Regions from separate parts of the Mus musculus genome. Here region 2 is linked to region 1. Evidence: chromatin loops called from intact Hi-C (ENCODE). Cell type or tissue: gastrocnemius. All regions are shown on one strand. Each heading gives the region's core, and the rest is flanking DNA. Links, peaks and the distances in the headings are about the cores only. Region 1 has its middle 43 kb from the start of Cyp3a44. Region 2 has its middle 51 kb from the start of Cyp3a41b.

What was found. A loop is a pair of places that touch in the nucleus more often than their neighbours do. Peaks named below come from ENCODE experiments on the same cell type or tissue, not always from the same donor. Only the 100,000 strongest peaks of a DNase experiment are listed, where the experiment ranks them.
Region 2: a loop joins it to region 1, with 2.0 times the contacts of the local background. A loop is called at or near these places in 27 of 42 quality-filtered maps.

Annotation. Positions count from the first base shown.
Region 1 is chr5:145,754,820-145,771,608 of GRCm38, reverse strand. It overlaps the pseudogene Selenok-ps2. Among named protein-coding and RNA genes, the nearest start is that of Cyp3a44, 43 kb to the left of the region's middle. In gastrocnemius, for the core only: no CTCF peak of the experiment used is centred there; a DNase peak (open chromatin) is centred at 8,224.
Region 2 is chr5:145,627,406-145,644,194 of GRCm38, reverse strand. It overlaps the pseudogene Cyp3a63-ps. Among named protein-coding and RNA genes, the nearest start is that of Cyp3a41b, 51 kb to the right of the region's middle. In gastrocnemius, for the core only: no CTCF peak of the experiment used is centred there; no DNase peak of the experiment used is centred there.

The DNA.
Region 1 (16,789 bases), core at 4,440-12,439:
TTTTAGGGTCACTTATATATACTATCATATCATCTGCAAAAAGTGATATTTTGACTTCTTCCTTTCCAATTTGTATCCCCTTGATCTCCTTTTGTTGTCTAATTGCTCTGGCTAGGACTTCAAGTACTATGTTGAATAGGTAGGGCGAGAGTGGACAGCCTTGTCTAGTCCCTGATTTTAGTGGGATTGCTTCCAGCTTCTCACCATTTACTTTGATGTTGGCTACTGGTTTGCTGTAGACTGCTTTTATCATGTTTAGGTATGGGCCTTGAATTCCTGATCTTTCCAAGACTTTTATCCTGAATGGGTGTTGGATTTTGTCAAATGCTTTTTCCACATCTAACGAGGTGATCATGAGTTTTTGTCTTTGAGTTTGTTTATATAAGGATTACATTGATGGATTTCCGTATATTGAACCATCCCTGCATCCCTTGGATTAAAACTACTTGGTCAGGATGGATGATTGTTTTGATGTGTTCTTGGATTCGGTTAGCAAGAACTTTATTGAGGATTTTTGCATCGATATTCATAAGGGAAATTGCTTTGAAGTTCTCTATCTTTGTTGGATCTTTTTGTGGTTTAGGTATCAGAGTAATTGTGGCTTCATAGAATGAGTTGGGTAGAGTACCTTCCGTTTCTATTTTGTGGAATAGTTTGTGAAGAACTGGAATTAGGTCTTCTTTGAAAGTCTGATAGAACTCTGCACTAAACCCGTCGGGTCCTGGGCTTTTTTTGGCTGGGAGACTATTAATGACTGCTTCTATTTCTTTAGGGGATATAGGACTGTTGAGATCATTAACCTGATCTTGATTTAGCTTTGGTACCTGGTATCTGTCTAGAAACTTGTCCTTTTCATCCAGGTTTTCCAGTTTTGTTGAGTATAGCCTTTTGTAGAAGGATCTGATGGTGTTTTGTATTTCTTCAGGATCTGTTGTTATGTCTCCCTTTTCATTTCTGATTTTGTTAATTAGGATGCTTTCCCTGTGCCCCCTAGTGAGTCAGGCTAAGGGTTTAACTATCTTGTTGATTTTCTCAAAGAACCAGTTCCTTCATTGGTTGATTCTTTGAACAGTTCTTCTTGTTTCCACTTGGTTGATTTCACCCCTGAGTTTGATTATTTCCTGCTTTCTACTCCTCTTGGGTGAATTTGCTTCCTTTTTTTCTAGACCTTTTAGGTGTGTAGTCAAGCTGCTAATGTGTGCTCTCTCTAGTTTCCTTTTGGAGGCACTCAGAGCTATGAGTTTTCCTCTTAGGAATGCTTTCATTTTGTGCCATAGTTTTGGGTATGTTGTGGCTTCATTTTCATTAAACTCCAAAAAGTCCTTAATTTCTTTCTTTATTCCTTCCTTGACCAAGGTATCATTGAGAAGAGTGTTGTTCAGTTTCCACGTGAATGTTGGCTTTCTATTATTTATTTTGTTATTGAAGATCAGCCTTAGTCCATGGTGATCTGATAGGATGCATGGGACAATTTCAATATTTTTGTATATGTTGAGGCTTGTTTTGTGACCAATTATGCGGTCAATTTTAGAGAAGGTACCATGAGGTGCTGAGAAGAAGGTATATCCTTTTGTTTTAGGATAAAATGTTCTGTAGATATCTGTTAAGTCCATTTGTTTCATCACTTCTGTTAGTTTCACTGTGTCCCTGTTTAGTTTCTGTTTCCATGATCTGTCCGTTGGTGAAAGTGGTGTGTTGAAGTCTCCCACTATTATTGTGTGAGGTGCAATGTGTGCTTTGAGCTTTACTAAAGTTTCTTTAATGAATGTGGCTGCCCTTGTATTTGGAGCATAGATATTCAGAATTGAGAGTTGCTCTTGGAGTATTTTACCTTTGATGAGTATGAAGTGCCCCTCCTTGTCTTTTTCGATGACTTTGGGTTGGAAGTCAATCTTATCAGATATTAGGATGGCTACTCCAGCTTGTTCCTTCATACCATTTGCTTGGAAAGTTGTTTTCCATCCTTTCATTCTGAGGTAGTGTCTATCTTTTTCTCTGAGATAAGTTTCCTGTAAGCCGCAAAATGTTGGGTCTTGTTTGTGTAGCCAGTTTGTTAGTCTACGTCTTTTTATTGGGGTGTTGAGACCAGTGATATTAAGAGATATTAAGGAAAAGTAATTGTTGCTTCCTGTTATTTTTGTTGTTAAAGTTGGCATTCTGTTCTTGTGGCTTTCTTCTTTTAGTTTTGTTGAGGGATTATCTGCTTGTTTTTTCTAGGGTGTGGTTCCCGTCCTTGAATTGTTTTTTTTTTTTTTTCTGTTATTATTCTTTGAAGGGCTGGATTCGTGGAGAGATAATGGGTGAATTTAGTTTTGTCATGGAATACTTTGGTTTCTCCATCTATGGTAATTGAGAGTTTGGCTGGGTATAGTAGCCTGGGCTGGAATTTGTGTTCTTTTAGTGTCTGTATAACATCTGTCCAGGCTCTTCTGGCTTTCATCTCTGGTGAAAAATCTGGTGTAATTCTGATAGGCTTGCCTTTATATGTTACTTGACCTTTTTCCCTTACTGCTTTTAGTATTCTATCTTTATTTAGTGCATTTGATGTTCTGATTATTATGTGTCGGGAGGAATTTCTTTTTTTGGTCCAGTCTATTTGGAGTTCTGTAGGCTTCTTGTATGTTCATGGGCATCACTTTCTTTAGATTTGGGAAGTTTTCTTCAATAATTTTGTTGAAGATGTTTGCTGGTCCTTTGAGTTGAAAATCTTCATTCTCATCCACTCCTATCATCCGTAGGTTTGGTCTTCTCATTGTGTCCTGGATTTCCTGGATGTTTTGAGTTAGGATCTTTTTGCATTTTCCATTCTCTTTGATTGTTGTGCCGATGTTCTCTATGCACATATCTTCTGCACCTGAGATTCTCTCTTCCATCTCTTGTATTCTGTTGCTAATGCTGGCATGTATGGTTCCAGATTCCTTTCCTAGGGTTTCTATCTCCAGCGTTGCCTCACTTTGGGTTTTCTTTATTGTGTCTACTTCCCTTTTTAGGTCTAGTATGGTTTTGTTCATTTCCATCACCTGTTTGGATGTGTTTTCCTGTTTTTCCATAAGGACTTCTACCTGTTTGGTTGTGTTTTCCTGTTTTTCTTTAAGGACTTGTAACTCTTTAGCAGTGTTCTCCTGTATTTCTTTAATTGAGTTATTAAATTCCTTCTTTATGTCCTCTACCATCATCATGAGATAAGCTTTTGAATCCAGGTCTACCTTTTCAGATGTGTTAGGGTGCCCTGGACTGGGCAACGTGGGTGTTCTGGGTTCTGATGATGGTGAGTGGTCCTGGTTTCTGTTAGTAGGATTCTTACATTTACTTTTCGTCATCTGGCAATCTCTGGAGTTAGTTGTTATAGTTGTCTTTGTTTAGAGATTGTTCCTCTGGTGATTTTGTTACCCTCTAGCAGCAGACGTGGGAGACTTGCTCTCTCCTCTGAGTTTCAGTGGTCAGAGCAGTGTCTGCAGGCAAGCTCTCCTCTTTCAGGGAAGGTGCACAGTTATCTGGTGTTAGGACCTCCTCCTGGCTGAAGATGAAGGCCCAAAACAGGATCTTTCCCACAAGCTGTGTTGCTTTGGCCAGGAAGGTTGGAGGCTGTCTGGAGCCGAAGATGGAGCTGCCTCAGAAGCTCTCTGGCTCTCGCCTGTCCCAGAAACTGCTGGCTTCTGTATTCTTCACCCTCACCCGTGCAGCCTGCCCTCCACAGAGTCCCGGAGCCAAGGTGGCTCCCGCCGGGGCCTGAGGCAGAAAACTCTTGGGCCGGGCGGACCCCTGTGCTCTCACCAGGAAGGTGGCCGGTTGTCTGGAGCCGAAGATGGCGCCACCTCAGAAGCTCTCTGGCTCTTGCCTGTCCCAGAAACTGCTGGCCTCTGTATTCCACACCCTCTCCTTTGCAGCCTGCCCTCTGTGGAGTTCCGGAACCAAGGCGGCTCCCGCTGGAGCCTGAGGCAGAAACCTCTCTAGAATTATTATCAGATGCTTTAGTTGCCATATTTTATAATAAATGCTTCACAGAAAATGTAAATAAACACTTAGTTAAAAATCTTCATTTCAAGTCTTTTAATATTTGTTGAGAACTTCATAGAATACATTTTGATCACAATAATGCCTTTCCACAAAATCTTCCTAGATTCTATCTTATCTACTTTCCCACACACTTTACAATCTCTCTCACTATTTCAGACCAAAGCAAAGCAAAATAAAGCAAAGCAAAACAAAGCAAAGCAAAGCAAAACAAAACAAAACAAAACAAATTTGTGAAGTCCAGTTTGTATTGGAGGGCTATTCCTGGGTGTGAGGCCTACCCTAGAGTGAAGTTCCACCCAGTGTCACCCCATTGAAAAAAACTGATCTGTCCTCTGTCAGGAGCTCTCAGCTGACCATATCTCCTTTGCTAGAGGTACGAACTTGAACTCCTCTCAGCTAGAATTTTCTTTAGTTTGAGCTTGTGCAGAATGTGTCAATTTTGTCATAGCCTCTATGAGTTCATATGTGTGCCTGACATGTTTTGTCTGGAAGTGCTGTTTCCTTAAAGTCATCCACTACCTCTGTCTCTTACACTCTTTCTTCTTTCCATTTTTTTGTAAATCCCTGAGCTTTGAGGCAAGATGTATGATTTAGTCATCCTACATAGTTAGAGTTGTGCATTCCGATGTTTCTTTATGTTGAAAAGTTGTATGTTTCCTTGCTTACTACTGACTAGGGGGAGGCTAGGTATGGCAACATCAGGGGCGTCTGGTCTTCTCTGTGACTCGGAAGCAGGCAACTAGATGGAAGATGGTTTACATCTCGAATGGCCAGGTGTTGGACAGCAGGAATCATTCCCCATGGAGAGTGTCTTTCCTAACAGACTTCTTCTGGGGGAATAGCAGAATTTGTGGTTTTCTTTTTCAAAACTCTGCTTCAGCAAGATGTGAAGAAAAGAAGAGGCTACAAGAGCTCCTCTGATTCCAGATACGATGATGGAAGCAGGCCACCAGGAAACCCTCCAAGAAGAATGGATAGGGTCAGTCACCTTCGTGGCCCCAGCCCTCCTCCAATGGCTGGTGGATGAGAAAGGTAAATGTCTGCTCTGAGAAGCAGACAACTAGAAATACACACGTGTAGAAGGAAGCCATCAAGTGGTGAAGAGTGGCTCATGCAGGAGAAGTTGGTGTATGTCCAAAGAAGGATTGCTCTGTGTCCTCACAGATGAATGAGGTCATGCTGGTAATTCCCTCTGCACATACTGGCCTGACTGATACGCAGTTCTATACATGTATGTTTGTCTCCTTATCTTTTTTGTATAGTTTACTAAAGTATTGGTATAGTTTTAAGACAGAAATATTTCTAGCTTGCAAAACTTGATTGTTCATCTTTATATGATCATACCCAAAATCTTTGATCTGGAAGAAATAAAGGCCATGTATTTAGTCCTGGGAAAAAAAATAAGTGGAAAGTGCCTGGGAAGAAAAATAAAAACATTTGTTCCGATATTTTCAGATTTGACTTTAAGTGTGTCTATTGCTGATTTCTCAGCAGCTTCAAAATCAAGCTCAGCATCTCAAAGGACTTTAGTTAGCACATTTTAAAGGGGTTTTAGACTTTTGCTTTATTTTATGTGTGTAGGTGATTTTTGTGTATGTGTGTATGTGTACCACATGAGTACACTGCTCACAGAAGCCAAAAGAGGGCATCATGTCTCCTGTACCTAGAGTCAGAGCAGTTGAGAACGGCCCTTTGGTTGCTAGGACTCAAATATGAATGGATCCCGTGGAAGACTTACCCATTGTGCAGTTTCTCAAGCTCCTTACAAAGTGAAATAATTATCACCTGTGGCCTGGAAGATGTTCAATTAGTGAAGTTTCTATTATGCAAGCCTGAGGATATAAGTTCAGACACAAATCATTTATAAAGCTAGACAGAGTGTAACCCATCTATAATTCCAGCAGTATGTAGACTGAGACAGTGCATGCCTCTTGCTCATTGGCTAAAAAGCCTAGCCAAATGGATCACCTCCAGGTTTAGTGAGATATCCCATCTAAAGTCATGGTCGAAAGTGATTTAGAAATGTCTATAATGTAGCTCTATGACCTACACACACACACACACACACACACACACACACACACACACAAACACACATTTTTACAGAGAGAGAGACAGAGAGACAGAGAGAGAGAGAGAGTGTTTGGCTTATGATTTAGACAATAAGGCTCACACCCTGGCTTCTTTTATAACTATAAATATATAGGGGGAATCATGACACAGAGCTGAGTCAATCCACGCACCTCTATCAAGGCCCATTCTAGGATCTCTCGGGGTACAGCTGGTACACAGCATATCCAGCACTATCATTGAACAATTCAGAGATCTGACTGATAACTGCATATCTTTTACATCACTCAGAATGTGTGCATGTTGCTTAGTTGGTATTTCCTGGTCCTAGATAACAGACACACACCAGGCCCAGCCCTGTGTTACAGAAACCTCCTGTTGCCATGAGAAAATGTATTGCCCATGTCTCCTTTTGTTGCCGTTTATGATAACTTCTAAATGGTTCTGGGAAAAAACCAGTGCTTTTACTCCTGTTACAAGTTATCAAGTGCTACTCAGACAGCTCAGGGAGCAAAGTCACCTGCCTCTGAAACTACTAACCTGATTTGGACCCTTAAAACTCATGCAGCCGAAAGAGAGAACAAATTCCTTCAGATTATCATTTGACCTTAACACATATGCTGCAGCACACATGCCCCCATGTAGGAACTAAAAAGGGGCCTGAAGAAGAGGGGGAGGGAGGACCCATGTCCCACCAGAGTTCCACCTATGCTCTGGACAGGAGGATGCAGGAAGGCCAACAGATGCATTCACTCAGCCCTGGGTGGGCATCCAAACCTCTGACTCGCTCAACAGGGTGTGGAAAAGGGATAGCCCCGACATGGGAGACCCAGCACCACACCCTGTAGCCCTGGGGTTATGGGAGATAGGGATGAGGGAAGAGAGGTTCTCACACCTCAAGAGTGAGCACAGCCCTTATGAACAGAGACTGTCTATGGTTTTAGAGCTTTATTATAGAAAGGCAGAGAGAAAGAGAGAAGGGAGGAGAGAGAGGAGGGAAAGGCTAGAGAGAAAGAGAGTAAGAGCAAGAGGGAGAGAGGAGAGGAGAGGAGAGGAGAGGAGAGGAGAAGAGAGGAGAGGAGAAAAAGAGAGGAGTGAGAGAAGTGTGAGGTAAGAGAACAAAGGAAGGAGAGAGTGATGTTGGGCCAAGGATCCCCTCTTATGGTCTTTAGTGTAGCTAGGTAACTGGGGAAGAGTGTAGCCTGAAGGGCAGAAGCTTGGGGCATTTCATACATGACTGCTAGGCATGCTTCTCTTGTGGTGGCTGAGAGGGGTGGTAACTTAGACAGGAGCCAGAGTTCCAGGAGACATGAGAGAACTTCTTTTGTCCCATGTGGGTAAATTATGACCACTAGGTCCCAGGGTTCAAAATCTCAGCTCTACTGGAGACCAGACTGTCTGTGCATAGCCCAATGCCCCACACCCCCATACATATACACACACATATACATATATACTTACATAAATGCATACATACATACATACACATACATACATACATACATACATACATACATACATACATACGTACATACAAAAATGTAAAATAAAATCACTGGAATTTGAAAGATGGCTCGTGGTGTGCATGTTTGCTATGGAAGTGTAAGGACCTGAAATCTGATTCCTCTTAAATCCCAGATGTGTAACACATGCACATACACACTCACACATACACACATACACAATGCACACACACACACAAACACACACACCATCATGTAAATGCAGATCTGTAATCTCAGTCTTCTCACAGCAAAATGGAAGGTAGCAACTGAAGAGTCCCTAAATTCATGGGCTAGAGTGTTTGATGTATGCAGCAGTGGCAACAAAGAAACCCTGTGTAAAATTAGGAAAAAAAGGAAGGACCAACCCCAAAGTTGTCCTCTAACCTTCACACACACACACACACAAACACTCATATACAATCTTACAAGCATATACTCACATGCCCACTTACAAACACCTTAACACAGACATGTACACACACCAAACTTTTCAATTCCTCTGTCTCTCTCTCTCTGTATGTGTGTGTTTGTGTGTGTGTGTGTGTGTGTGTGTGTGTGTGTGTGTGCGTTGTGTCAAACACATACACAGATGTGGGGAGCGGGTCTGGCATTAGTCCCAAGATGGTGTCCAGGACTGCAGCCAAGTCTTATGACTTGCACCTGACTTCCTCATACACCCGAAAATAAGCCACATCCATTGTGAGAGCTGAGTAGGCACACCATGATGAAAGATCAGGCCATTTGACGAAAGCCAATGAACTGAGATTACTTGGACTGGCCTGGTGGTGTGTGGTTGAGGGGATATATAAGGGATTGTGGTCATACACAGAGAGAGAGATTCCTGCTTGCATGTTGAAATGTTCCTGAATAAACTGCTTTGAGAAGAAAGCTGTGTTGTCTCTCTTTTCTGCTGTTCAGAGACAGAAGCAATAAGTGGTGGCCCTTATGGGGACCCTTCTCTTCGTTCAGAACTCATCGCAGTCAGGGCAGCTAGCTGGTAAGTTCCCAGGATCATCAACAGCCACTGTGGGTCCCGGAGAGGTTGATCAGAGCAGTCCAAAATGAGAGGAGTGGGGATGGCATGGATGTTCCTGGTGTTGAGGATACTTCCCATGGTGATGACTGAAGATCCACATTGGGGAATCTTATCTGTGTTCCCAAACCCATGTCATTGACGCATTCGGCACGAGTGTTCCCTCGATTTTTCACATCTAATGCTTTGCTGCAGTTACCCTTTTTACCATGAGATGGGGAAATAGCGACTGTGCAGGAACCGATGCAGCTTTAGTTGAGGGAGTTGCTGTGCTTTCAAATGATTCAAAATATTTCTCAGAATAGTGGCTGCGTTCAAATGTATAATCAAACAGCAGCATGGCTTGACATGCCAATTAATAGTTTTACTAAAGCTAATGCCACATGGATTCAAGGGGTGTGGCCTGTCATTTTTTCCAAAGACAATGATACCATACCTCCCCAACCTAGATGGGCTCCCTTTTGCAAGGGTAGCTCTGATTCCCTTCTGCCATGGACTGGGTGTCAGTCTAGAAAGGCAGCTTGGGCTGTAAAGAAATATTTTACCTTTTCTCCTTATATTGGCACAGTCCATAATGGCTCATTTTCAGGATATAATTGGACCTATCAAAATCCAGCTCAAGTAGGAGCTAGTAATCCTTTTAATGTGTGTTTGTTGTATGGTGTGAATGGTAGTTGCACAGATCTTTCTCCTCTGAGTATGCTAGTGGGAGGGGCATGGGGTGATGCAAGTTTTTATTGGAATGAGTCTAGTGGGTTTGAAACCTCTGTATCTCAACTTGCTGGAGGGCGTAATGCTTCCTTTAAGGCTACACCTGTTTGTTTGTGGTCTCATTTTGTGTTTATTGTTTATAATGGTAGTTATGAGAATAATGTTGTTAATTGTAGTAGTGATATTTGTTATTATAGTATATGCTGGAATGTATCTGAATATCATTTAGCTGTTGTGACTAGGATGCCTCACTCTGTACCTTGGCCTGTTCAAGCTCCTTCTGCTATGTCTTTGTTTAGACCTAAGAGGGATTTTTGGCATTACTGCGGCCATTGTCACTGCTCCACCACAGCCATGGCTTCGGCCATATCCTTTACCTCTGTGGTACAAACAGCAGCAGCTGTGAATAATTTATCTGTGGGTGTTGCAGAAGCTTTGAATGTTCAGGGAAATATTATTAGCCAGCTGAAAGCAGGAATTTTGTTGCGGAATCAAAGGGTTGATTTAGTCCAGGAACAAGTGGATGTTTTGATGGAGTTAGCACAATTGGGTTGTGAGTGGAAATATCCGGGACTGTGTGTCACATCTATACCATTTGTGAATGCCAGTCGTGCTGCTCATTTATCCCACACTATATCCCAGTACCTTACAGGAAATTGGTCTCAGCATTTTGATGGATTAGTTCGGGAATTGAGACAATCCATAGTCCATATTAACTCAACCCATGTGGACACATACATGGTTGAAGGACTGGCCAGCTGGATCTATAGCTGTCTCCTGCTTGAAAGAGTATGCCAGAATTGGTGGACTTACCCTGTGTCTGATATTAATCAGCATCCTGGTCTTTTGGTGCATTTGCCGTATAAAGTTTCATCAGCTCAGAACCCAAGCCTTGATGATACAGGCTTTTGCAGCTCTGGAGACAGGACAGTCTCCTCAAGTGTGGCTTGGCATGCTAGAAAAGTAGTCAATGATGGGTAAGACTCCAACACAAGACAGGGATCAAACCAAAGCTGTTTGTCTCCTAATGACTGGTAAGAGGCATTGTCTCAGGGGGAAACCTAAGGCAGGCATTCTCTCTGTCAAAATAGAAAAAAGGGGGAGAAGTGGGGAGCGGGTGTGTTGGTAGTCTCAAGATGGCACTGGGGACTGCAGCCAAGTCTTATGCTTGCACCTGACTTCTTCATACACCCGAAAATAAGCCACATCCATCGTGAGAGCTGTGCAGGCACACCATGATGCAAGATCAGGCCATTTGACGAAGGCCAATGAACTGAGATTACTCAGACTGGGCTGATGGGGCGTTGACGAGGGGATATATAAGGGATTGTGGTCAAAGACAGAGACAGAGATTCCTGCTTGCATGTTGAAAGGTTCCTGAATAAACTGCTTTGAGAAGAATGCTGTGTCGTCGCTCTTTTCTGCTGGTCAGAGACAGAAGCGACACACACACAGACACACAGACACACACACACACACACACACACACACACACACACCATTGTGGGTGATAAGAAAGTGTTTTTGTTGATGCTTCTCTATTTCCCTCTTACACCATCCTCTTACCTTATTGGGCAAAGCCCTATCGTTCTCCCGCAGGTTCTTCTAGCTATCATGGTGAGCGAGCAGGGAATACAGGCCAAAGGAAAGTGTGCTGCTGGTGGGTTTGTAGGAAGCAAAAATAAACATAATTGACTGAGTTGTAATCTCCATGTTGCACATGCTGGAAGTAAGGAAACATTTCAAGTAAGTCATGTAAGGACAGACCTTCACAGAAGAGATAAGGAGAATATCATATGTCATGTCAGGATTGGACCCTCACAGAGCAGATGAGAAGAATATCATAATTATTTTAAGATGGACCATAAGAGAGGAAATGAGAAAAACATAAGTCATGTCAAGATGAACCATCGCAAAACAGATAAGATCATCATAAGTCATGTCAGGATGGATCATCACAGAGGAGATGAGAAAACCAAGAGTAATGTTAGGATGGACCATTACAGTGGATTTGAGAAAATCATAAGATATGTCAGGATGGACTCTCAGAGAGGAGATGAGGAGAAAATCATGACTCATCTCAGGATAGACTATCACACAGGAGATGAGAAAATCTTAAGTCATGTTAAGATGGACCATCACAGAGGAGATGAGAAGAAAACCATAAGTCATGTTAAAATGAACCATCACTGAGTAGATGAGGAGAATATCATAAGTCTTGTCAGAATGTACACTCACAGAGGAGTTAAGAGAAAATCAAATTTTTTGTTTACAAATTTTATTTTCAATTATGTTTATTTCAGAGTGTGTGTCTGTGTTGAGGGGTGGTATGTGGAAGAGGCCACTCATGGAGACCAGAAAATGGTATCTACTGTCTAAATAAAAAGTTACAGAAGGCTGTGCGCTATCAGAGTTAGGAGCTGGGTGATAAGTTATTTCTCTGCCAGGCAAATAAACCAATTCAAGATATATACATATGAATGAAATTTGCAGGTTAATGTAAAGATGCTCCCAGGCTGTCTCCAAAAGAAGGAGAACATAGAATTTGCAAAGTGAAGAGAAACAGAGTTGAGGGGAAGAGTAGAGAAAAAGCCCATGCAGACAGAGGAAGAAAGCAAGTGGGGGGATAAAACTGACTGGAATAATAGAGGGAACTTCTGGGGAAGGCGACCCATCCCCGGTGCTACAAAATTCAAGGTTAGGGACAGGTAAGCCAGGAAGAAAATGAGGGAAGCTAGAAAAATCTGAAGGCCTGGTCAGCTTTGGTATATAAAATGCACAACTTATTCCCTTGCCTTAAGATCTGAAACCAAACATCCAAGGCTTTTCTTGGTAACAAATGAGTAATGTCTGATAAGCTATTTCTTTGCAAGCCAAGTGAGCCAGTACAAGCCAGATTACAGTATACATGGGTAGATTTATTGCTATGAGGAGGAGAAAGAGGGGAGGGTGAAGAGAAGGAGAGAAAGGGAGAAAGAGTACACATGTAGAGAGAGGGAAAGAAGGAGAGAGAGAAGGATAAAGAGAAGGATGCACAAGAAGACCAAAATACCTGATCATGTAGGGGAGAGCCTCTGGGAGAAGGGGTGGAAAGATCAGAATTGTGAGTAGGGTATGCTAGATAGCAACTGAGAGATGCTGGGAGAAACTAGAGGCCATGTCTGCTTTGATATGTAATATATGCACCTCAGTACCCTGTCCCAGAATCTAAAACCAAACACTGGACACTGAACTCCAGTCTGCTGCTAAAAGTTAAGATGTTTTGTTAATTCTATTTATTCACATGTCTGTGTTTGTACAGGAGTCCTTAGAGGTCAGAAGATGGCACTGGATCCCACAGTGATAGAGTTAAGGCATTTGCACTTCTTCTGCCATGCATGCTGTGATTCTTTGATTTGTAGATTTTTTCTCAATTAGTGCAATTCCTTGCTCTTACACTGAATATGGCCTATAAACCCACAATCAGTGGGTATCTTTAAAATCAATATCTAATTTAGCAAATTGTTAGCAATCAGACTCCTGCAAAGCCATCCCTATGGGCCCAGTGACAACAGGATGAGGCATCACTAGCTGCTGAGGAGAGACCCATTCCCACAGTTGCTTCCTGTCCCATACCCTCATCCTGTGAATATGCTATGCCCCTGATAAAACTCATCTTCCACACTCCTTTCTTTTTCTTCCACATTCATCCAGAGGTCCCCTCTCTATCCCCTCTTCTGACTTCCCTGAATGAACCTTCGTAGTGATACCTGTTGCACTGTGTGACCTTATGAATCAAGCCATTTAGATCCAATGTTTGGTGCTGAGACTCAAATAGTATATTCCAGAGTTTGTGTGACTTCCTGCGGGTTGAGGTTCCATGCTAGGACCCTATCGTCAATCCACATGATACATGCTTACTTTCTGACATCTGATCCATACATTTCTGCATCTAACACCAACTGATGGTGAGTATCCCATTCCTGGTCGGTGAACACACTTTCCTAGACCTCATGGAGTAACCACTGAATGTCCAGAACTCTAGTGGCTCTGGGAGTTGACGTACTACTAGATACAGTCTTTAGGCTATGGCCAGCCCTTTTTATTGACCCTCACTATGGAAATCAGTAGTTGTGTCATCCTTCTACTGTCACGGCTCCTGTTTTCTAGTAAATCCTAGTACTGAGTGAACCATGTTTCCTTGGACACATTGCTTTCAGCCTGGTAGAGCACCATGACAATGTGGCTGGCCAGTTTGTTTCTACTTGTTCTAGTTCTACCTGTGCTCTTAGGATGCCTTGGGCTCAGACATGTGACTCTTCTCCTCACCCATGGGAAGTGCATCTATACTGGAATGCCTCTTGGAGAAACTCAGACCTAGCACCTGATTTAAAGTCTTCTAAGCATATTTCAGCTGGACTTGGCCATAATATCTCTCAGATAATGTGTCTAAATGGCCACCTAATGCTACTTTCAATTCCATTATATGAGATCTTTACAATCATTACCAGAAACTCAGTAAATGGAAGAAGGTTCCCTTGTAAAGCAAAACCAAGATCATTTTCAATGAAACTCTATTTTGTATGAGACAAGGAGCTGAACTCCAATTCCAGGAAGAAAATCACAAATCCATCTGAGCAAATATTCTATGACAACTCTCCCACCCCCACTTAGCAACAGCTAGTCAAGCTACAACAGCCAGATCAAGGTACATAGAGATAACCTAAGACATCCTGCAGAGAACAGTTAACCTGATCATCCTGTCTGTGAGGACAAGTTCAGCTCCTGCAGATTAAGCCAGAAATGAAGTTTGAAAAATACTAACTTGCTGACCCATACTGAAATTCCCCAGCATGCTGTAATCATAATAAATACCCTGCACCTCTAAACTCCAGCCTTCACTCTGGCCTGCTGTGACAGGGATCATGGGAAACCTTGCAAGCAAGCTCGTAATGGAGACTCCATACATAATTGCATTGGAATTGATCTTTGGGTCCCTCCAATTAGGGTTTAACAAGCTAAGTTCACCTTTTAAATCTTATCTTTGCTCTAAACCTTTTATCTGTTCTTCCTGTTCCTCCTCTCAAGTTTTTCTAGCTATGAAATTTCACCCAAATGAAAGACAGGAATCCTATATTTCTAAATCTTCGACTTTGGTTAAAGAATTTTGTCATTACACTTTTTTTTTACTCAATTGTATATTCTAATCTTCCATAATAGTTAGATAGATAGTTAGACAGACAGACTGACAGACAGACAGACAGACAGACAGACAGACAGACAGACAGACAGATCAGCAATGGAACTATAATACCCCAGCTGGCATTATAGTTAGAGAAATAAGTTATAACTTATTTCCTTGTCAGATATCACACATATCACTGGAGACATCCATTATGGTTAACATTTATTAGGAGCAGTCTTATATCCATGTGCTCACAGAAAACCCCTTGGAGATAATAGCTGTGGGGAATTGCAGGCTGGTCCCCAGTGGAGATGAGGTCTGAACCCGGATTCACCTACATGACATGGTAGGTTTTCTCTCATGCTGCTGGAACTCTGGCCCCTGCCTAAGGTACCACCTCCCACAGCCCCCACAAGAGAAGCATGGTCAGTAGTCACATAGACAATGGCCAAAGATTCTGACCTTCAGACTAAACTCCTCCCCAGAATCTAGGGACAGTAAAGTCCATCAAAAGGTTGTTTGGCCCCCACCTTGCTCTCTTCTCTTACTCCTTTGTTTCTTTACCTCTCATTCCTCTCACTTCTCCCACCCCTTTCCTTTCTCTTTGTCTTCTTTCTTCTCTCTCCGCTCTCCTCTCCCCACTCTCTCTTTCTACCTTCCTCTTTCTCCCTGCATTTCTATAATAAAGCTCTTAAACCATAGTCTCTGCTCCATCAAGATATGCTGTACCACCTTCACAGGTTTTGGGAATCTCTTCCCCCATCCCTCTCTCCTATAGCCCCGGGGTCCCTGGTCGGGGGATACCCCTTTTCCACCCCTTGCCGAGTGGAGTCAGACACTTAGAGGCACACTGAAGCCGAATGGAAAGCATCTGGGAGCTCTGCCTGCATCTGCCAGCCCAGAGCCCAGTAACTCTCGTCAGACATTTGGCCCCTTTCCCTTGACCTTTTTCTCCAGGGCCAACCTCAGGACCTCCCAGCTTTTTTTTGTTTCCAACAAATAGCCATGTCTTAAGCAACTCAACAGAAGTATTTCTCTACTTAGAAAACCCTCCATATATATTTTCTAAACAACCAGCACACAAGATAAACAAGGAAGGTCTTGGTTACCTTTATGAGACTCATTGTCTTTGGTATTATCATGAGCATTTATCATCAGATGAAGAAAGTCCACTTGGTGCTGGAAATGGAAAGAGAAGTTGGAAAACTGGAAGGTCAATGGTAAGGTTAGAGGTCAGAGCTGGATCAGGAGTGCAGAAGCTTAATTCTCTCCTTTCTGAGAACTTATCTTTCTTAAATTCACAAGTGTGTCTACACTTGTTTGAGTCATCAAGGAACAAAAGCAGGAATGTCTAAACCAGGAAGCATCCAGATTCCACATCAGCTACTGTTACAGTAAATTTTAAAAGATACATATTGGGCTTAGTCTGCTACTGCTATGTGTTCAAATGCTAAATACTAGCCCCAAGATCTGGTTGCCCCTAATCAGGTAATCCTCCTATACCCCAAGTGATACTATGTAAACCTTGCTCCCCAAATCAACTGTCCAATAAAAGGCCAAAACCTGTGAAGGACAGTAAAGAGAGAAAAAGGGATTTGAGGATCAAGTGACGGGTCCCAATAGATAAGCAAACTTTATATGCCCCAGTACAGGGGAATGCCAGGGCCAAAAAATGGGAATGGCTGGGTAGGGAAGTGGGGGGGGGTATGGGGGACATTTGGGTTAGCATTGGAAATGTAATTGAGGAAAATACGTAATAAAATAAATATATATAAAAAAAGAAGTTCAAGATAAAAAAAGAAAGAAAGAAAGAAAGAAAGAAAGAAAGAAAGAAAGAAAGAAAGAAAGAAAGAAAGAAGAAAGAAAGACAGTAGGAAGAGAAGAAGAGGAGGTTGGCAGGAGAGGAGAGGGGCCAGGAGAAATAGCAAGTAACAAGGGACATATGCTGGCATATAAGTTAGAATGGCTCCAAATCCTGCCAAGTCTAGGCATACAGCTTCTAAATAGAATACCAGGATTGTGTGTCTTTTATATGGGCAAGCTAGAGAACATTATCAATTTACAGATACAATTTTATTTTTTTATTTTTTTATTAGGTATTTTCCTCGATTACATTTTCAATGCTATCCCAAAGGTCCCCCAAACCCACCCCCCCAATCCCCTACCCACCCACTGCCCCTTTTTGGCCATGGTGTTTACCTGTACTGGGGCATATAAAGTTTGCAAGTCCAATGGGCCTCTCTTTGCAGTGATGACCGACTAGGCCATCTTTTGATACATATGCAGCAA
Region 2 (16,789 bases), core at 5,988-13,987, 130 kb after region 1:
GATTCTGGGAACGGAACTTGGACCCTTTGCAAGTTCAACCAGTGCTTTAGGCTTAGTGACATGTTGTAGGTTTTGTTGTTCTTTTTGTTTTTCTTTTGTTGTCGTTGTTGTTGTTTTGATACTGAGGATGAGATGCAAATCTCATGCATGCTTGGCAAACTGCTCTACTCTAGCTACTGTGATGGACCTACAGCCACCTCTCTTCCTTTAAGGTAGCAATCTTAGGCATGAGTTTCAGTAGCAAGTGAGAATATTTGAGATAGGATGATGGTTGTCAGTCAGCTTAGATCCTTACCTACATAGAGTGTTTATTTTCTTCTTTTTCTTTTAAAGATTTGTTAAAATCAAAGACATTAGGTAAAGTATGATTTAACAAACTTATTAGAAAATTGAGTAATGAGAATGTAATGTGCCATGTAGATAGCCTGCTTTGAAATGGTCATTCCTCCAGACACACATTCCCAAGCTCACACCCAGAGTTTGAGTGGCAAAGTTTGCGCTATTGTCTGCTCTCGATTTTCTTCCTACAGGATCTGTGCTTCTCTTGCACATTCTGTAAAACAATTGTGTATTATTATTATTATGATTATTATTATTATTATTACTAGAGTGTGTTGTGTGTATGCGTTGTGAGTCAGTGTGTACAGTCCAATGACACAATGACAGCGTGTTATGTGTCCTGCTTTCTCATTCTGCCCTTCCCCACCAACCCATCCTGCTCCTGACACATGAAACATTTCAAAATAAGATCTTTTTTCTGCCAGAGACAATAAACCTGACTTCATGGGATCTGAGGATTTTCAAGCTCTGGCTACAGAGTGGTCAGTACATAGAGGGCAGTAATGGGATTCATTCTATTTCTCTTTCCAGGGTTTTTGGAAATTTGACATGGAATGCTATGAAAAGTATGGAAAAACATGGGGGTGAGCATTCTGGAAATTTCCATCTAGTTGACTGTTTTTAGGAGGACACAATTCACTTGTGCAAGGATGGGGGCAGCCTGAAATGTAGCCATGAGTAAAGGTGATAATGCCTCCTATCAACTGCCAGGGTTCAAAGGTCTAATTGACATGAAAATATTGCACACTGAGGCTTTTTGACAGGGTTTGATGTTCCATGGATTCGAGGTATTTTTTTTCTTCCAGTAGTTATTAATTTGTTCAGTTTACAACCTGGTCACTTTCGCAATGCCCATGTCCTTCACACAATCTTCGCTCCCGAATCCTCTGAGAGTGTGGGGCTTCTGAGTCTCTCCCCAGGCTTGAACTTTTATCTACTGCCTCCTCTAATTTGTTTTCTTCTCTGAAACTCTTTTCCTGACATGCTATGCATTGCTTCAGGTCCCACTGATATGCTCTGGCAAACGTCTTGCTCCTTTTCCTTGCCACGATGGGTCATTTTATATAGAAGCCTACATTCTTCACTTTATTATTGACTTTAGTATGCCATTTGACAGTAGGGGCAGGCTAATCTAGCTAAGGGCTTGGTAAATGATTCATGCTTAGTCTCTCTTCATATAGAGACTTCATTGTTTATGTTTTATTTCGCATCATATTTTTTCCTGAATTGGGGCAAGTATGCTGGTACATATATGCAGGTAAGAGTATAAATTGTGGAAGTTAGTTCTCCAATTCCAGGTTACTGCACTCATGTCATCAGGCATGGTTCAGGTTCCTTTATCTGTTGCGCCATCTCCTCAGCCCCTGCCAAGATTTTGGATAAAAGTGTGTATCAGATGACAGATTGTACCAGTCAGTTCTCTCTTTCCAACACATAGATCCCAGGGACTGAGCTGACCTCATCAGGTGCCTCTACCGTTGGACCATTTATTTTCTCCTTCCAGGAACTAGCTGTGTGCAAATCTTCAGACAGGGTCAGGACGTTTAGCCATTTGCCAGAATGTTGACAGTCATGCAGAGGGCATGTGGAGGCTCTCCCAGCTACAGTGAATTCAGGAATACAGAAGAAATCCTATCCAGCTATCCCCTCTGCTTCCTGACTCTCATGCTCTTCTTGTCCTGTCTTCCAGACTCCATGAGCTTTGGAGAAGTAGATACAAGCACCTCAGTTAAATTCTGTGTTTTAATATCAGTGTACCAAAACCAGGATCTACACTCTAGGCAGGTACCATAATACTGAGAAGCATCCCAACACCAGATATTGACATATACTAGTATTTTTAATATTTTATGTCTTTTTCAAGTCAGGGTTTATCTGTGTATAGCCCTGGTTGTCCAGAACTCGCTTTGTGAACCAGGCTGGCATTGAACTCAGGGATCTGCCTGCCTCTGGCTCTGGTGTACTGCAGAGGTATTGGAGATTCCTGGACCTGGTATTAGAGGTGATTGTGAGCTACCCAATGTAGGTGTTAGGATCCAAACTTAGGTCCTCTTCAAGAACAGCATGTGCTCTTAACTGTGGACTCATCGCTCCAGACCCTTGCAATATTTCAAATATGCAAATTCATAGAAAATGGTATAGGCAATTCTCACATATACACATCTAGATTTGCCAAATTTCCACTTATTATTTCTAAGTGTGGTGCCTTACAGAGCTGGTTTGTCTTGAAGTGGCTCATTGTGTCTTGAATGACATTAATTATCATTTTCCAAAGACTCCATTGAGTACATGGTCAGAATTCCTAAGCTGAACTGGGAACTCCTGTGACCATGTATTGTATAAGCAGAATGAGGGTCTTGAAGCATTGGGATCAAAGTCAGGGTGCGGCTCTCATGTCAGAACGTGGTACATCAGCTGTCTTCCCACCACAGGTTGTTTGATGGTCAAATGCCTCTCTTTGTCATCACGGACCCATAGATGATTAAGAATGTTCTAGTGAAGGAATGTTTTTCTGTCTTCACAAACCGGCGGGTAGGTCACATTGGTTTTTCATACATTCATATAAATATACATATATACGTACATGCACACGCACACACACCCGCACTTGCACAGGCACACACACACACACACACACACACACACACACACACACATATGAATATATATATTCATTTTACATCCTAATTGCAGCACACTTCCCGCTTTTCCTCCCAGTCCTACCCTTACTGATTCCTCCGCCCATAACCCCTTCCTCTTCTCCCCAGAGAAGGGGAAGTCCCCCTTGTGTACCACCTTCCCTGGGGCATCCACCAGCATCAGGACGAAGTGTATCTTCTCCCACTGAGGCACTACCAGGCAATCCAGATAGGGGGAGGAGTTCTAGTGGCTAGCAACTGATTCAGAGACAGTCCCAGCTCCAATTTTTAGGAGATCCACACAAAGACCAAGCTGCACACTGATGTGTAGGGAGCCTAAGTAAAGCCACTATAAGTAATTTGGTTGGTGATTCAGTCTCTGTGAGACCCCATGGTCCCAGGTTATTTGACTCTGTATGTCTTCTTTGGGGTCTCTGACCCTTCCAGCTTACACAATTCTATCCCTGACTCATTCACATGACTCCCCAAGTTGTAGATGATGTTTGGCTCAGGGTCTCTGTCTTAGTCAGGGTTTCTATTCCTGCACAAACATCATGACCAAAATGCAAGTTCAAAATGAATGGGATTATTAAGCTTACACTTTCCACATTGCTGTTCATCACCAAAGGAAGTCAGGACTGGAACTCAAGCAGGTCAGGAAGCAGGAGCTGAAGCACAGGCCATAGAGTGACAATCATTACTGGCTTGCTTCCCATGGCTTGCTCACCTTGCTTTCTTATAGAACCCAAGACTACCAGCCCATAGATGGTACCACCAACAAGTGCCCCTTCCTCTTGATCACTTATTAAGAAAAAGCCTTACAGCTGGATCTCATTGAGGCACCTCCCCAGCTGAAGCTCCTTTCTCTGTGATAACTCCATTTTGTGTTAAGTTGACACAAAACCAGTCAGTACAGCCTCTGCATCTGTTTTCATGTGTTGCTGGATGAAGCTTCTCAAGAGTCAGGTATGCTGGGTCTCTTCTAAAAGCAGAGTATCATTTCTAATATCACTTACACACTGATAAAACACACACACAAACAGACAGATATATGCAACACACACAGAGACACATGCATAGAGACAGACATAATGACATAACACAGGAAGGCAGACACACACAGATACTGTATACAGATAGACACATAGAGACAGACAGACATACAGAAAGACATACAGACAGGAAAACACACACACACATACCATACACACACACACACCAGCTAATTTCAATATGCCTTGGCTAGCTTAATAGTTTGGTACTTCTAATCTTTCCTGAGGCTAGCAAACATTCCATTCTGGTATTCCAGAGTTAACATTCTTTAAAATCAGTATTTCAACTCTGCTACTTCAGACCCAATTGGGAATGTGGTCACTAGAGCCACTTATCTGAATTCTTACATGGCTGACCTGTCCTATGCCCCTCTCAAGGTGATTTAGCTTCTTCCTCTCTTTCCAAGCCCAGGAATCCTAAAAGTCCTGCCTCTATCTGTTCTGTCCATGCATTGGCTGTTGGCATCTTTATTTACCAAATGGAGCCAACTGGGGGTAGAGTCCCTCAGTGTCTTATGTATAGGTACTCCTGTTAGCATTTTGGAGGATGAAAATTAGCGGTATAACACAAGAAACATTAGGCCAAACCCATACAATAGTGAAGTAATCCTTTAAAAAAAATACATATACTAAATACTTTGTGTCCGAGGCTTAGGGAGATGGCTTGATCATTGGGTAAAGGACCTGAGTTTGGATCCTCAGCATCCGCCAAAAGCTGGGCAGAGTAGCATTCATATGTGACTCTAGAGATGTATGTTAAAACAGCTAGATATCAGGGAATTGTATGCTAGTGACTCTAGCCAAATCAGAGACTTCTATATTCACAGAGAGACCTTGCCCAAAATATTCCATAGAGAGTTATAGGGAAAGATGCCTGACCTCTGGTCTCCACATGAGCACACTTGGGAATTTTTACCTGTAGTTTTATGGGAGGTCCTGCTTCTGAACCAACATAGGGCATGGTCACTTGGGGAGTCCGGATGTGGGAAGTTGACCATGCTTAGCCCATGCTGTAGCCAGGTGGGTGTTGAGTGGTAGAGCAGCCCTGGAACACCATTCCAGGGGTGAGAAAGGAAAGTCTGCGGTGTGGGACACCAAGAAGTGGCTCAAGGGTCCTCAAGCTTGCAAGGAAGCTGGAGCTGTCTGGGTCTCAGGCTCTTGGATATCCATGCACCACTTGAAACTGTGGACTAGCTCAGAATGGAGTGGGGGCCCCACAGGCTGGATCAATCCTGGGGCCACGTGTGGGGAAAAGAAAAGGGGGACCCTGGGGAGTAAGGGGAAGGGAAAACCACACCTCGCCAGAGTTTTACCTATTCTCTGGTCTGTCAGGCGTGGGAGGGCTGGATGTACCTTCCACTCATCCCTGGGTGGGAATCTAAGCCTCCGACCCATTCTGCACGGGGTGGTGGCAAGGGGCAGCCCTACCTGGGAGTCCCAGAGCTACTTTGCTAAAGCCACTGGGGTTATGGGAGAGAGGGATGAGGGAAGCGTGTCCCAACACTGATGAGAGTGAGTGCAGAGGATCTTGGCTGGAGCACAGGAAGGAATTCTAATGGGAGAGTAGAAACGGCTCATTAGGAGAAAGACTGTCCCGTTCTCCAAGCGCATTAGGCCTTGATGAGCACAGGCATTCTATGGTTTAAGAGCTTTATTGTAGAAAGGAAAGGAGGAAGAGAAAAGAGACAGAGAGACAGAGAGACAGAGAGGGACAGAGAGAGACAGAGAGAGAAGGCTAGAGAGATAGAGAGAGTAAGAGAGAGGAGAGAGGAGAGGAGAAGATAGGAGAGAAGTGAGAAGAGATGAGAGGAGAGGAAAAGACAAAGAGAGAGGAGAGGGGGTGAGAGTGAGGAGTAAGAGGGAGACAAGTAAGAGAGTGAGAAGTACGAGCATAAGATAGCGAGGTGGGGGCCTAACAGCCCCTTTTATGGTCTTTACTCTTGCTAGGTAACTGGGTAGGAGTTTAGCCTGAACTTCAGAAGCTTGGGCCATTTCCTATGTGACTTCTAGCCATGCTTCTCTTGTGGGGGCTGTGGGGGTGGTAACTTATGCAGGCTCCAGAGTTCCAGGAGCATAACGGAATGCCTAACATGTCATGAAGTTGAATTATCACCCTTTGGCGTTCAGAACTCAGCTCAAGTGGAGACTAGCCTGTCTTTGCATAGCCCAATTCCCCACAGCTAGGGGATAAAGGAGGGAGCTCTGTCTGGTCCACCAGGGAAAGTCTAGCTGAATTCTTGAGCTTAGGCTGGGTGGCACCCATATGTGAGAGCACAGAGAGAGTTTCTACAGGAGATTAGATGGTGGCTCTATAGGCAAAGGCCTTCTGCATGGCTCCCCATGGCAGATCCAAATAAAGAAAGGCAGTCCAAGGTTTTAAGACATTTATTATCAAAGCAGAAAGTGGATTATGAAACCATACCCCTCTTCTCAGGTGTGCCTAAGGTTAAATATATTTTGCAGAGAAGAGAGTCTGGGAAAGAATGCTTATTGGATAAACCCTCCAGGGCTTTTAGGTACCCCAATAAAATGAAGATCTCTCTTGAGCCCATGTGACCACAGGTCATGTCCTCTACATATGGAGAGGCTTGGGGCATTGCCCTTATATGACTGAGGCCACAAACCTATGGGAGCTACAACTAGTGACAGGGTCTTGATGCCCAGTAACCAGCGAAGTACCTACAGTCTTTTCATAGTTTCTGGAGCTTCAAGCATTAGTTCAACCAGGAACCAAGCTACCTTTCATGGTTCTACATGCACCAGCATTCATATGTACATACACACACCCACACACACACACCCACACACACGGAGAGAGAGAGAGAGAGAGAGAGAGAGAGAGAGAGAGAGAGAGAGAGAGTGAGAAGACATCCTCTTCACATTGCTCAAGTTGTAAATAGAGAGCTGGAGAACTTGTCTGATAAAAAATTAACTTTCTAACTTTTTCCAAGCCAAACTCCAACCACACAGCTCTAGAGATGGACTAAGGCCTGTTTTCACCTTATCCCCAACCCCTGGACATAATTTTCCAACCACAGAGAAATTTCCACTTAAAAGAATCCTGGAACATAAAGGGTTGAAACCACAATAGGAAGATGAGTACACAGATCATTTCTCATAGGCTGTGAGGCATTCTGAGGGTTCTTTTTTTCTTTTTTGACTCTAGGAATTTGGCCCAGTGGGAATAATGAGTAAAGCTATCTCAATATCTAAGGACGAGGAATGGAAGAGATATAGAGCTTTGCTGTCCCCCACATTCACCAGTGGAAGACTCAAGGAGGTGAGTGAAATTCTTTTAAGAGCAGCATGAGTTACTAGAGCCTCCATCCTAATTGTGGATGCTTCTCTGTTTTGTGTAGATGTTCCCTATCATTGAACAGTATGGAGACATTTTGGTAAAGTACTTGAGGCAAGAGGCAGAGAAAGGCAAGCCTGTTGCTATGAAAGAGTGAGTGCTGGTCCATCACTGTGGCTCTGGGAGAGGAGGGGAAATGGGTGCAGCTCACATTGTCCAGCTGCTTGTACTTGCCCCTTTAGACACTAGATGACATTATACACAGTTTAAAGGGAAGAAATGTGACAGTAAGAAGATTGCAGTGATAGAGGGTAGAATTACTGGGAAGGGCTTGGTCCATACTGAGGTGGCTTTGACTGTCTCCTGAGAGTTCTTTTACAGTCTCTGGCACCTGTTAAATTCCTATGCCTCTCTCTCCTCAGTGTATTAGGTGCTTACATCATGGATGTGATCACCAGCACATCATTTGGAGTGAATGTGAATTCCCTCAACAACCCAGAGGATTCCTTTGTGGAGAAAGCCAGAAAGATTTTAAGAGTTGATTTTTTTGATCCTTTGCTCTTCTCAGTTGGTGAGTAGACAGTTCTGGATCTTGATCATTGCTGTTGTCTGTGGCCTTGTTTGTCTTTCTGCATTTCTCTTCCTCAATTTCCCCCAAATAATCAGCTGTAGTGGTGTGTAGTTCACCTGTCATATAATTCATCGCCTAAAGGCACAGTTCAGTATTTTGAGAACATGTAGCCAGATTGCCTCCGTTTTCTAACTTCTTTTTTTTCTTTGAGACAGGGTCTCACCATGTACCTCTAGCTGGCCTGGATATAACTGTGTATAACAGGCTGGTCTTGAACTTACAGAGATCCCTGTACCACTGCCTCTTGAGGGATGCAATTACAGTGTGCAGCCCTGAGTCCCGGGTTTATTTTAGAATTATTTTTTGATAAACACTAATTAGTATAAATACAAATTGGACACTCTGTAAGTCCAGAACTCTCCATGGATTCAATAACATACATTCATAACATCTGTCTCAATTACACCCACTGCTAACTCTTACTTTTCACATTGCTTAGACACCCAATACATCTTCCTCCCAATTTCCTGTCCTTTTCTCTGCTTTGGTAGCTAGTCGAGTCCATTTGGTGCTGCATGCTAAGATTCTGACCAGTATTATTGGCTTGGTCTGCTGCAGGCAGTCAGTTCAAAAACGGGCCATGTCATGTCCACAATACAGCATTTCACAGTCCTAATTCCTTTCTCTGAATTAAGTTCCACATCCCTTTTCATGATCTTCCATGAGCCTTGATGTGTCGGGTGCTGATATAGACACGCCATTTAGGGCTAAGCACTCAACAGCTCCTTATTCTCTGTCTCTGATCTCTTTGGGATCAGCATTTACTGAAGGCACCCTGACCCTTAACCATGGTCAATCAAATAGGACTTTGTTCTAGCCATGTTGTAACTTTCAAGCAATATTGACCTAAGCAACAACCAGTTCACTTGCTCTGTATCTGTGTATTCTGGACATTAAACATCAATGGGATCATAGACTATCTTTTCTCTGTGACATGCCTCTTTTATTTAGCACAATATTTAATGGATCAAGTGTCACAATGTCCTGGGTCCATGAGTAATTTATTCTCCCTATCTGTTGATGGACATGGAAGTTAGTCTCACATGTTTGCCATGAATATCTCTGCCATGAGCCTTCATGAACAAGATTATGTTTAAATATTTAGTTTTATGTTTGGGGGTTATATTTAGAATCAGCATTGCTGAGTCAAAAAGTAACTGAATTTTTAATGTATTAAGCAAGTGGACATAAAATTTCTATAGTACCTGTGCTACTGTACACATAACTATCTGCGATAAACACAGGTCTTAGATGTTTTAATATATGATTTTAGATCTTCTTCCTTTCTGTCTCTGTCTCTGACTCGGTCTCTGTCTCTCTCTCTGTCTCTGTCTCTGTCTCTCTCTCTCTCTCTCTCTCTCTCTCTCTCTCTTTCTCTCTCTCTCTCTCTCTCTGTGTGTGTCTCTCTGTCTGTCTCTCTGTCTCTCCCTCAAATTTTAGGATCAGAGTTTTTTCTGTCTATTTTTGGGTATCCCAGAACTCACTCATAGAGGAGAAGTTGGAGTTTTAACAAGTTGGTTGAGAATAATCTAGAAATGAATCCTTAGCAATAGGGATAAAAGCTAGAACATCCTGCATTAGGACTGAAAAAAAAATTGGCATGGCGCTAGACCTGAACAAGGTCAAGACTGTCAGAACTCCAGTGAGGATGGGAGAGGATCTCTGTATGCAGTGCTCTTTGCTGAGGGTCAATTGGCAGTTCATAGCTGTAGATGGAGGGTGTGAAAATAGGTAGGTTTCCCATGACGCAACGGGTAGCCTCATAGCCATGCACATATGCACAACACTAGTTGGACTTAGTGGGTGACTAAGAAGAGGGCATGGAGTGTGGAGGAAGAAATGTTACAGACAGTATAGAAGGAATTGTTTGGAGCAAACACTGGGGTGGAGATGACCATATCTGATTGAGTATGAGTATGAAACTTCAATACAAAATAAAAATGATCAAAAGGGGGGATATTATTTTCATCTCTTTCAAAAACATTTTTAGAGAAAAAAGGTGCTTGTTTAAAATTTTATCTATTAGAATTTATTGTAAAATTGGATGATGTGGAAGCTAGATTCTTCCTAATTAGTCCACTCTTGCTTTTGTTCCTTAATGACTCTAACAACGATAGCCACAGTTGTGAATTTGAGGGAACCACCTTCTCAGAGGGAGAGAATTAATGTTCTGCACTTGTGGTCCACCTCTGACCTTTGAACTTACCATTGACCTTCCATTTTTGTAACCTCTCTTTCTGCTTCTAGCACCGAGTGGATTTTCTTCAGCTAATGATGAACGCTCATAATAATTCCAAAGACAAAGACTCTCATAAAGGTAAGCAAGCCCTTCCTGGTCTATAGACAAGGAAACTCTTGGGAAGCAGGTGGGTTGCTCAGAAAATATGCGAGGAGGTTTTTCTAGGTAGAGGGAAACCACTGTTGAGTTTCTGAAAGACAGACATGTCTATTATAAACATGGAATATTCTGGATTCACATGGGTAAAATTTCACTCCTAACATGAAGGATGGCCATGATGGACCTTTCCAGTGGTCTGTCTGTTACCTGGGTGAGCATATGTGCTGGTTGTATCTTTCCCAGCAAGAAATCTCTAAGCTCAGCCTAGATATCTGTGTCTAAACATCCAATCAGGGGCATGGACCCAAGTGGTGTTGAAGTTCTCTGGGACTCCCTGTTGAACATGTGTTCTCTAGCCTAATCCATGGAAAAGATAGACTTCATTGTGTGATGTGTAAGTAGCTTCTGGAGAAAGCCTCTTTGTACAAGTGGATTTGTCCTTTTCATTCTTTTAGGTATTTAAAATCACTCATAGTTGGACAGTGATGGAGCATGCCTTTAATCCTTGTACTTGGGAGGCAGAGGCAGGTGGATCTCTGTGAGTTCAAGGCCAACCTGGTCTACATCAGATTCCATGACAGGCACGGCTACACAGAAAAACCCTATCTCAAAAACACATAAAATTCTCACTTACAGATTTTTATCTTCTTTGTGTAGTACATGTATGTGCCAGAGTATGTTCATAAGTGCACACTTTTAGGTGTATGTACACAGAAAAGATGAAGGCATCCACCAGTGTCTTATCAATCCCTCTCTGACTCATTTCCTTGAGACAGGGTCTTTTTTTTAAGCCCACAACAAAGTTGACTACCAATAGGTCCCAACAATCCACAGTGTTGTGGTTAAAAGTATGTGCTGCCCCACCTGACTTTTTACATGGGGAGTGAGGACTCAAATTCCAGTTTTCCCATTGAGTCATTTTCTAGCCTCCCATATGTGGTTATTTTTTTAATTTATAATCATTATTATTATCATGACATTATCATTCCAGTTCCAGATTTTAGTCTATAGATGTGCACCAGTAACTAATGGAAAGGGAGTCTTCCATTCTTACCTATATGATTGTTTCCCATACACTCACTTGCTTATATGTAGTGTGTCCCCATGTTTAATATTTAAAGTGGCAGGTACTTTGTGTTTCAAGCCCTTTCCTATCTGCCCACTTGAAACCCTTTGATGTGATCAGCTAATTTCAAGTTCTTTTACAACTCCTCCTTCTTTTGCTACAGGCTCCTATGTAGCACAGGCTGATCCACATTCACAATGTGCCTGAGAATGACCTTTAACTCCTGAGACTACAGACATGTAGAATTTTTCCATCACTGGCTGTTTTCCTTCCTGTCAATCTTCCAGTGTAAACAAGAATATAGACATTGTCACACTTGATTCACAAAGTGCTGGGCACTGAACCCAAGGCTTCATGAACACTAGGGAAGTACCGCCATCTACTGACAACATCTCAGTCCTTCTGTTTAGTTTTTGTTTGCTAAAATAATTATTCACTTTTAAAATAGGCACCAATTGTGAATTTATAGTCCAGTTTCAGTTGAGTAGCAAGCACTTACACTAAATGGGAGGAAAAATTTGCAAACAATAGGATTAAAGCACTCATGATAGAAGATGTACTACTGCCTGTAACTCTATGTTTGTAGACTCCAATGCCATCTTATGGCCTCCCTGGACAAACACACATAAATAAATGAAAATTTAAAATATCTCAACCTATACAGGGGACCTTCTATAACTGCTTCTCTAGGGGTTTCTGACCTCCATGGACACCCTCCCCACACATGTGGCACCCTCCACATAGATACACACAAACAGAAATACTCATAAATTAAAATAAAATTTACAAACATGAAAATCCATATCTTGAAGCTGCCCACAGGGGATTGTGAGAGTCAGCAGAAACACTAGGACAACATGACTGAAGCTTTCTTCTCTTTTTCTGGATGTGTCATTTTGCTGTCATGGTGATGACAGTCTCAGTGTGACTGAAGAGCATTTCCATAGTGTGTCTAGGTAAATGAAAGCTCATTTGATTTTCTCCTCATCTCGTCTGTGATAGCACATCATGACTGACTTACATAAAATGGATTCTTACTTTCAGCCTTTTCTAACATGGAGATCACAGCCCAGTCAATTATCTTCATTTCTGCTGGGTATGAAACCACCAGTAGCACACTTTCCTTCACTTTGTATTGTTTGGCCACTCACCCTGACATCCAGAAGAAACTGCAGGAAGAGATCGAAAAGGCTCTGCCCAATAAGGTGAGATGATGGTGTAGAAGAGAAAAGGAGAAATCTCAACAAAAACACCGTTTGGTCACTTGCAGTGGTGTGTGTGTGTGTGTGTGTGTGTGTGTGTGTGTGTGTGTGTGTGTGTGTGTGTGTGTGTGAAAGAGAGAAAGCAACAGAGAGAGACAGAGACAGAGAGAGTCAGAGAGAAAGAGAGCAGAATGGAGAGAGTGTGTGTGAGAATCAGGGAGAGGGGGATAGAGAGAAAGTTTGTGTGTATATGTGTATGTGAGAGAGTGTGTGTCTGTGTGTGAGATAGAGAGAGAAATAGAGTCTCTGTGTGTGAGTGAGAGACAAACACTGTGTGAGTGAGGGGGAGTGTGTGTATGTTGTGTGTGGGGGTATATATGTATTTTTGTCTCTGTATGAACTTTGTGTGAGTGAGTGAGTAACCATTCACATCACTGAGCCAACCTTCCGATTCTGGTGATTTTTTTTCTTTACATATATGTATGTATGTATGCATGTATGTACATATATATGTACTTATATATGAGTATGAATGTATACATGTATGGCGGCATGTGTGCTGCAGCATGTGAGTGGAAGTCAATGGATAACCTGAAGGAATTTGTTCGCTCTTTCTGCTGCATGAGTTTTAAGAGTCCAAATCAGGTAAGTAGGCTCAATAGCAGGCACCTTTGCTCTCTGATCTGTCTGAGCAATCCTTCATAATTTGTAACAAGAGCACAGCACTGTTTTTTCCTAGAACCATTTAGAAATTATCATGAACATGACACAGATGGAGAAATGGGCAATAAAGACTCTCATGGCAATAGAAGGTTGTTGTGACACAGAGCTGTGCCTGGTGTGTCTGTTATCTAGAACCACAAGACTACCAAGCAAGCAACGTGCACACAACCTGTGTGATGTTAAAGATATGCATTTAACATATAACTCTCTAAAAGATTCTATGATACTGCTAGTTCTGCCATGTTGTCCCTGCTGAATACTGAGAGAGGCTAGCCTTGGCCTAGATTAATCCGCGTGGGTTGACTCAACTCTGTGCCATGATTTTCTCTATCTCTTTATGGTTATAGGAGAAAAAGCCAAAGTGTGAGCCTTGGTGTTTAAATCATCCCACGTCTCTATGTATATGTTTATGTGCATATGTGTGTGATAGGTCATAGACCTACATTGTATACATTTCTAAACCACTTTCCACCATGTTTTATGATACAGGATCTCTTACCAAACCTGGAGCTTATGGAATGGATTGGGTTGTCTAGCCAATGAGAACCAGGCAAAATCTGTCTCAGTCTACCTACTGCTGGGATTAGAAATGGGTGCCACTGTGTCAGGCTTTATAATGATTTGTATCTGAACTCTCATCCTTAGGTTTTCATAGTAGACACTTCCATAATTGAGCATCTTCCAGGCCTCCAGTGACAGTCATTCCATTTGTAAGGAGCTTGAGAGATGGTTAAGAACACTTGCTGCTCTGCCATAGGATCCATTCATATTTGAGTCCTAGCATGAAAATGACGTCTTTCAACTACTCTAACTCTGGTTGCAGGAGATCTGATGCCCTCTTTTTGCTTCGGTGGGCACTGTATTTATATGGTGTACATAAACATATACAAGCAAAATATCTACATATGTGAATTAAAACAATCTTAGAAACCTTTTAAAATGAATTGTAACTAAGTCCTTGAGCCTCTGAACTTGACTTTGAGGATGCTGAGAACTCAACACTAGACACAGTTGAAAATTAAATTAAAATTGCACCACAAATCTTTTTTCTTTCTTCCCAGGTACCTCCCACCTATGATAGTGTGATGGAGATGGAATACCTGGATGTGGTGCTTAATGAAACCCCCAGATTTTATCCCATTGTTACTAGACTTGAGAGAGTCTGTAAAAAAGATGTTGAACTCAATGGTGTGTATACCCCCAAAGGGTCAACGGTGATGATTCCATCTTATGCTCTTCATCATGCACTGGCCAGAGTCTGAAGAATTCCAACCTGAAAGGTACTAGAACCTTAGGAGGAGGAACCCACTCTGTCTTCTGCAAGCCTGTGGATACTATGATGTCTCTCATAGGAAGATGATCTAAGTATGATTTTACAAACATTTGCATTGTGTGAGGAGAATGGCAGAAAAAGAGAAGAAAAGAGAGGAGAGCGGAAGTGAGACTGGCAGAACGTCTGACTAATTACACACAGAATCTTTACCTCCTTCTTTCTCAAGTAGTTAATGACCCACTTAAGTGTGTGGCAGGAACCCATTTTTTCTCCAGTTAAAATAGTATGTATTTTCAGAGTTGGAATATAGCATCATCCCAAATGGATTTTTAGTGTTTAAAGGTATAGTTCATTTCTTGGTTCTTTTTCTTTTTTAACTGTCTCATCAATGGATAGTGAATTCTGGTCATTTTCACCTCACATTTCCCTGTCTCTTCTTCCTCACACTCATGTGGAATCCCTGTCTGTCTTCAACCTGTCTTATTCCTGTATTAACATATATTTGGATTTTGGTGACTTGTGAGTTTACTTAGGTTGTTTGCATAAGCATAGATGTATGGGTTATATCTTGGAGAATGATCAACTCACCAGTGGCTGCACCATTGAAGAAAAACTCCTCCATCGTCCACTAAGCATTTATTATCAACAGCTCCTTAGCAAGGTGGCATCTCATGAACTTTATTTCCCTCCCATAATGCAATTATGTTGTGTCTAGTCTTGTGTAGGTGTTCACAAGTGCTGTGAGTTCATAAGTGCAATGTTTTTGTCATATGCAGAAGATAGTACTTCCCAACATTCATTTTATGCCCTGTCACTGACATTTCTTCTTCCCCTCCTTCTGTGATGTTTCCTGATTCTGGGTGGGACTGAGCACTCCACCACCACTTATCAGCAGTATGACCAGTCATGAGTTTCTGTGCTGTTTCTCAGTGAAAACTAAAGCTTTTCTGACCAAAGCTGAGAACAGCACTAATTTTTGTGTGTAAAGATAAATATCAAAAAGGCATTTTGGTACCATGTTGACTTAGCAAAACATCACCACATTCTTCTCTATGATTTCTGCAGCCCTAGGACTTTTAACAAATTTTCAGTGCTAGGCATTAATTTCCCCTGAGAACTGGCTCTCTAACCAATCAGAAAAAGGTTGGTTTCCCCTACCCCATAATACCACTATCACACTAGTGTGTACCCAAACAATGATGCAGTTTTTCAAACGGCATTTATCTTATCCCAACCATATGGAAAATCTTATAAGGAAGGGGTATTGAAAGAAACTTTAGTGGAAAATTCTCAGAGTCAAATACCTGAAAGTAGAAATTCAATAAACCTTTCCCAAACTACCTGTGTGTTACTGGATAGATGTCAAAAGGAAACTTCACATGTGCAGCTCTTATGTTTTTATCCTCTGCAAACTAGTCATTTACTGTGCCTCCAGGTTCAGCAAGGAGAACAAGGGCAGCATTGATCCTTATGTATATATGCCCTTTGGAATTGGACCCAGGAACTGCATTGGCATGAGGTTTGCTCTCATGAATATGAAACTTGCTCTCACTAAAGTTCTGCAGAACTTTTCCTTCCAGCCTTGTCAGGAAACACAGGTAAGTGAGAAAACTATCGCTATATAGTGTTTTATAGGAGGCTTTTTCCAATTGAAGGTTCTGTATATAAAAATAATAATGAATGTTTGAGGTTTAATTATTTGTTTTCTGATCAAATGAGCTATTTCTCCTCGTGTTACCTAAGGAGCCTTTTATTTTATGTCTGTATAGAATGAAACTTAGCATTATGAAGAGTCAGAGTAGGCTAGCGAGACAAGATTCCATGCATTCCATTTAAAATTCTAGTCATGTCCTTTGGAGATTGGGTATGTCATGTACCTTTCAGAGGTATAATGGTCATACCTTAAATGTTTGTTTTTTGTTTCCCTCTCCTTTTAGAGCTCACAGAAGCCCTCTTCTCACATTCTTCTCAACTAGTATATGTACATTAGAGTTACCAAAGAGCTTTAAAACTCATACATGGGGTCTGGAATGATATCATTTGGCAAAATGCCTACTGGTTGTGAATAAATCTCTGTTTCTTGTCCACAGAAGTACATGAACAAGCTCTGGTAGTACATACCTGCAAGACCTTCACTCAGAAGATAGAGGCTAGAGGATCAGAATTTGAAGAAATTTTTGGTCAGTTAGTGAGTTTGAAGCCAACATGGGCCATGTGTCTCAAAAAGAAAC